2 separate regions of the Homo sapiens genome follow, and region 1 is linked to region 2. A link is a contact called in ENCODE Hi-C or POLR2A ChIA-PET data. All regions are on one chromosome and are shown on one strand. Each heading gives the region's core, a stretch centred on a gene start or an enhancer-like site at or near the end of the contact. The rest is flanking DNA. Distances are from core to core; before and after follow the strand shown. Region 1 has its middle 32 kb from the start of LINC01000. Region 2 overlaps METTL2B (methyltransferase 2B, tRNA N3-cytidine).

Region 1 (2,724 bases), core at 1-2,500, 100 kb after region 2:
TTGGCCACGTGGCCCTGACTTCTCACTTTCATAAGAAGGGGTTTGTATTGTGGAGATACAAATTATGGAGTTGTTTGCATTAATACAAGTGTTTGTGGAAAAAGATGCCAAACTTTCCTGTGATTGGTAATGCACCTTTATTGTAGGCTCAGCAAAACAGTCCCTCATCTACGGGATCTGGCAACACAGAGCATTCCTGCAGCTCCCAAAAACAGATCTCCATCCAGCACAGACAGACCCAGGTAGGTTGGTGATCGATAATCAATTGAGGGGGATACCTGCTGTGTAGGAATAAGGGCTAACCTGTGTAGTCTGTCATTCTTCTCTGACTTCTCTGACCACCTCATTATTTGTGTGTATTATATTCAGAACTTGCATTATGGGTATTTAAAGTCCTTTGGAAGGTGCTTTAACTTTTTGAGGCTTTTCTTTACTCTTCTGGTGTATTGTAGCAGAAATGCTTATGCTAAAGCATGGTGTTAAGGAAAGTGCACACTTTTTTTTTTTTTTCCTACAGTATTCCACAGAAGAAAAGTACCTACACTTTGAAGGCCTCTAAGTTCAGATTCTGGCACTGTGGCCTAAGTTCAGATTCTGGCCTGGGCCTCAGTTTTTCTTAGTACAAATCATCTGTGAAAATGTGGTTGATTCTCATGATCTCAGACAGTGTATACGAAATGTTTATTAGTAGTGTACTTGTAGTAGGCTTTCAATAAATGTTAATTCCCTAATTTATGAAAGTAGTTAATGTATTCCTTTTCCTGCTTACTTATTTATACCTGGCTAAACTTCTCTCAGATGTGAGATACCAACATGGTTTACTCCTTAAATTGTGTTCAGAAACTCTTTAATTTAGGGAGTGTTCTGAACATTTGAGGATTGTATCTGCAAAGGATGGTGGCTATAGCTTCCATTTTGTAGTTTTGAGTATACTGGGTTTTCTTGAAGCCTCTTTTGATACTGTATATATTATCTTCAAGACAGGATCGTTGGCAATCTAGGAGAATTTCTTAAATCTCAAGAGGTATACAACTCCCTGGAGCACATTTGAATTTTATCTAAATCACCAGCTCTTGTACAGTTCAGTTAGATAGTTGAGCACTCAGGTAGCTTCTTCTCTTCCCTTCTGATTGCTCTCTGTTTCCACCAGATGGCGCATTTGTTCCTTAGAGAGTTGTGTCAAGTCTCCTGTGAGATCGTTTTCTATTCAAAGTTAGTTTCATTTCTGGAGTAACGTGTTTCTACATTGTTCAGTGCACAGTAGTGAGAATTCATACATTTGATTCCAGAATTAACATGTATTTGAAGTGTAGGTGTAGTGGGACGTAAGGAACCCAGCAGAGGACTTGAACAATGAGATGAGACAAGCAGATTTCATTTCTTAAGCCATGTGATTCTAGGCCATTTGTGTGAGCAAGTGCTTTTTTTTCCCCCCAAGAAAGGTAACGAGAAGAGTGTGATGACATATAACATGTTGAGACTAATCCTAAATTTGTTTTACCTTTGTCTCTGTAGTCCAACCTCACAATAGAAAAAATATCTGCACTAGAAAACAGTAAGAATTCTGACCTAGAGAAGAGGGAGGGAAGAATAGATGATTTATTAAGAGTAAGTATTAAAATTTGGTAAGATATTTTATAGCAAGCACCATTTGTTATATATATTTGGATTATGTACATATCATAGAAGTAATTACTATAGCCAAATAACAATGAAATAATAAACATTTGGGTATTTTTCTTTAATTGAGGGAATCTGAGTAGGAACCAGGTTCCTGCATTCTAAACACTACCTTTAAATTGGAAATCTTATACTGTAGTATTTTAATGATTGAATTTATATTGGAGAAATAGATATGTGGAGTGTTATATTTCATCTAGAACTGTGGGAATAAGTATAAAGTGTTGTTTTCCCATTCCAGAGAAATTATTTTAATATTGTTGAATTTTATAAGCTATTTCAAAGGACTTTTTAGCCCATTTTGCTTTTTGTACCTTTTATAACCTACTCACCCAAACTTTTTTGTGCTTACAAAAGAAACCTTTAAAATGCTTCATCTGGAATTAAATAGATATCACTAGAAAATACTTTATCAATATATTTTGAACATGCAATTTGGCATGACTGACTCATAGTTTTTAAAGAGTAAAAAGGGCCGGACATGGTGGTTCACACCTGTAATCCCAGCACTTTGGGAGGCCAACGCAGGTGGATCACTTGAGGTCAGGAGTTTGAGACCACCCTGGCCAACATGTTGAAAAGAAACCCTGTCTCTACTAAAAAAATATAAAACATTATCCTGGTGTGGTGGCAAGCGGCTGTAGTCCCAGCTACTTGGGAGGCTGAGACAGGGGAATTGCTTGAGCCTGGGAGGCGGAGGTTGCAGTGAGCCGAGATTGCGCCACTGCATTCCAGCCTGGGCGACAGAGTGATACTTCGTGTCAAGAAAAAAATAAGAAAGTAAAAAGGACCGGGCATGGTGGCCCATACCTGCCACTTTGGGAGGCTGAGGCAGGAGGATTGCTTGAGATCAGGAGTTTGAGACCAGCATGCATGACACAGCAAGACCCCATTTCTATAAAAGAATACAAAATTTGCCAGGCATGGTGGTGTGTCTGTGGTCCCAGCTACTGGGAGCCTGAGGTGGGAAGATGCTTGAGCCCAGGACCTCTAGGCTACAGTGAGCCAAGTTCACGCTGCTGCGCTCCAGCCTGGACAACAGAG
Region 2 (2,700 bases), core at 47-2,546:
GTTGCCAAATAGTGGTTTCTGATCCTTCCATTCCTTCTACACTGATTGGTTGGTATTTTGTACAGAAAAGCTTTCTCATATCTGATTTACTTGTCTCAATATGGACCCATGGGTATTTGAGTTTCTTGTGGGGTTATTTGTTGTTGTTTTTGAGACAGGCTCACCCAGGCTGGAGTGCAGCAGCACGATCACTGCTTACTGCTTACTGCAGCCTCGACCTCCCATGCTCAAGTGATTCTCCCACCCCAGCCTCCCAAGTAGATGGGACTACAGGCATGTGCCACCAAGCCTAATTTTTGTATTTTTTGTAGAGACAGGGTTTCACCATGTGTCCCAGGCTGGTCTTGAGCTCCTGAGCTCAAGCAATCCTCCCACCTCGGCCTCCCAAAGTGCTGGGATGAGCCACCGTGACTGGCCCCACTTAATGGGTTTTCAGAGGTGGGAGCAAAGAATGAAGGGAGGAAGAGAGCTCCCATCTTTTCCATTACCGTATTTACTTAAAACTGGAAAAAACTGAATCACTGGGATGGTATTTCATTTATCTTTTGAAATGAAGAATAGATACATTAATTTAAATGATTCTCTAAAGACTGTCCTTCAGCATCCCTAAAGCATTGCAAAACTATAGGCACAGTTTTTATTTTATCTTTCTGGCACCTGGTTTGGGCTTTGGCTTAGATTAAAAAGACGAGCCTTCTCCTGCCCCTGCTCCCTTTTATTCCCTGCCATCTGCTAAGCTCGACTTTTTATCTCTCAGGCCAAATTTGACTCTGTAAGGGACTTTGCATAACGTTTCATCCTCAGAATCGCTAATGATGGGCAGAGGACTGTTACATGTGTTGGGAGGGATTAAAGTATATGACCTCAGTGCCACTTAAAAAATAAATACTGTCTCAACTATCAGTCTGGCTCTGAATGGTATCTCTTAATATGCTTAATGCAAGAATGGTGGGTCGGGCGTGGTGGCTCACGCTTGTAATCCCAGCACTTTGGGAGGCTGTGGCAGGCGGATCACCTGAGGTCAGGAGTTTGAGACCAGCCTGGCCAACATGGCAGAACCCATCTCTACTAAAAATAAAAAAAATTTAGCCAGGCATGGTGGTGGGAGCCTGTAATCCCAGCTACTGGGGAGGCTGAGGTAGAAGAATTGCTTGAACCCGGGAGGCGGAGGTTGCAGTGAGCAGAGATTGCCCTCCAGCCTGGGTGACAGAGCAAGACTCCATCTCAAAAAAAAAAAAAAAAAAAAAAGAAAGGTGCTATGTGGGGCTGGAAGGTGGCTCCAGGTGTGAAGCTGCTCAGGAAGTTGTGTGGTTTCAATGTGAATCTAACAGAGAAGTGTTTCTGAAACTGATTTACCTTCCTAAGTAGTGTTAATTAGGGTGAGGAGATAAATTCAATGTTGTTTGAAAAATGAGAGACAGTTTGAGACAGATGCACTGGAGCTATTGGAGTGAAACCATGTTCCTGAAGGCAGCGATCACCCTGAAAGTGGGTTTTGCACTGTGAAAGGGATTCATCTCCCGGTCTTGCAGGATTCATGTAGAGCCTGGCCTCTGTTAATGCTATCAAACCTATGTACAATGGGTCGGCCACTTCTTTTCATATAAGTTCATATTCTCTTGGGTTCTGGTTGGAAAATTAGGCCTTGGAAACTTAGTGAGAAAGGGAAAATCTAACGTGCTAAGCCATCCTACTTGGATGTAATTGATTCCTATCTTTGCTTAAATACATACTTTAGTAGGAGTAAGGAGTTCTGTCTGTGGCTTAAAAGATGAGCTCAGGACAAGCAGTTTCTTTCAGTCTGTTCACAAAGGCCTGTTCTTTGGTTTGTGGCTGCAGCTGCTATTTTCAGAGCCTGGCTGCGTTGATGCATTGCAGATTTGTGCGTGCTTCCTAATTTGGTCTACAGGTTGTGATTTGGGAACCCTGGTTAAGAGGTAGAAGAAGTGCTCATGGTGAATTTCCCAGGTGAAAACACTGAAACATTGCATCATGACTGCTTCATTTTATTTAAATAAGTGTCTTGGCTCAAGGTTGGACATTGTCTCTGTAGCCAGTGAAACACACTCCATGACCAGGTTTCAGGACAAATCACCACAGTCCGATTTAATACCCCACTGGGGACCCTGAGACACCGTAGCCTTGACTCCAGCCTCAAGCTTGGCATCTTTACCCACAGATGAGCCTCACACTGCCTTCATTCATTCATTCTCTACTTCCATTCTCTGAATTTGGATTTTGCCATTAAAATTTAATGTTATAGCCAGGTGTGATGGCTCACACCTGTAATCCCAGCACTTTGGGAGGCCAAGATGGGAGGATCGCTTGAGTCCAGGAGTTCAACACCAGCCTGGGTAACATAGCAGCATCCTGTTCATACAAAAAAATAAAAAATTAGCCAGGCGTGGTGGTGCCTGTGTGTAGTCCTAGCTACTCAGGTGGCTGAGGTGAGAGGATCGCTTGAGCCCAGAAGTTCAAGGCTTCAGTGAGCTGTGATCACACCACTGCTGGGTGACACAGCAAGACTCTGTCTCAAAAAAGAAAAGAAAAGAGAGAGAGATAGAAAGGAAAGAAGGAAGGAGAGAGGGAGAGAGAACGAAGGAAAGGTAAGAAAGAAAAAGAAAAGTAGCCGAGTGTGGTGACCCATGCCTGTAATCCCAGCTACTGGGGGAGCCGAGGCAGGAGAATCGCTTGAACCCA

Evidence for each region. A loop is a pair of places that touch in the nucleus more often than their neighbours do. ChIA-PET counts read pairs that join two places held with the same protein, here RNA polymerase II (POLR2A). Pooled maps may share reads with other maps.
Region 1: a loop to region 2 is called in a pooled map, with 3 times the contacts of the local background. The contact joins two enhancer-like sites. A Hi-C loop is called at or near these places in 1 of 37 single-sample maps with no recorded cell type and 1 of 50 pooled maps. POLR2A ChIA-PET finds 5 or more read pairs at or near these places in 3 of 52 experiments (GM12878, T-cell and WTC11).

Annotation. Positions count from the first base shown.
Region 1 is chr7:128,607,972-128,610,695 of GRCh38, forward strand. No RefSeq gene overlaps it. Among named protein-coding and RNA genes, the nearest start is that of LINC01000, 32 kb to the right of the region's middle. Within about 2 kb of position 1,251, at least 7 of the 41 ENCODE cell types and tissues checked have a DNase peak (open chromatin) inside an H3K27ac peak, as active enhancers do; they include GM12878, where a contact is called at or near this core.
Region 2 is chr7:128,505,700-128,508,399 of GRCh38, forward strand. METTL2B (methyltransferase 2B, tRNA N3-cytidine) reads left to right here. Exons shown (of 9, transcript NM_018396.3): 9 at 1-903. Among named protein-coding and RNA genes, the nearest start is that of METTL2B, 30 kb to the left of the region's middle. RefSeq lists an enhancer at 1,077-1,166. Within about 2 kb of position 1,297, at least 5 of the 41 ENCODE cell types and tissues checked have a DNase peak (open chromatin) inside an H3K27ac peak, as active enhancers do; they include GM12878, where a contact is called at or near this core.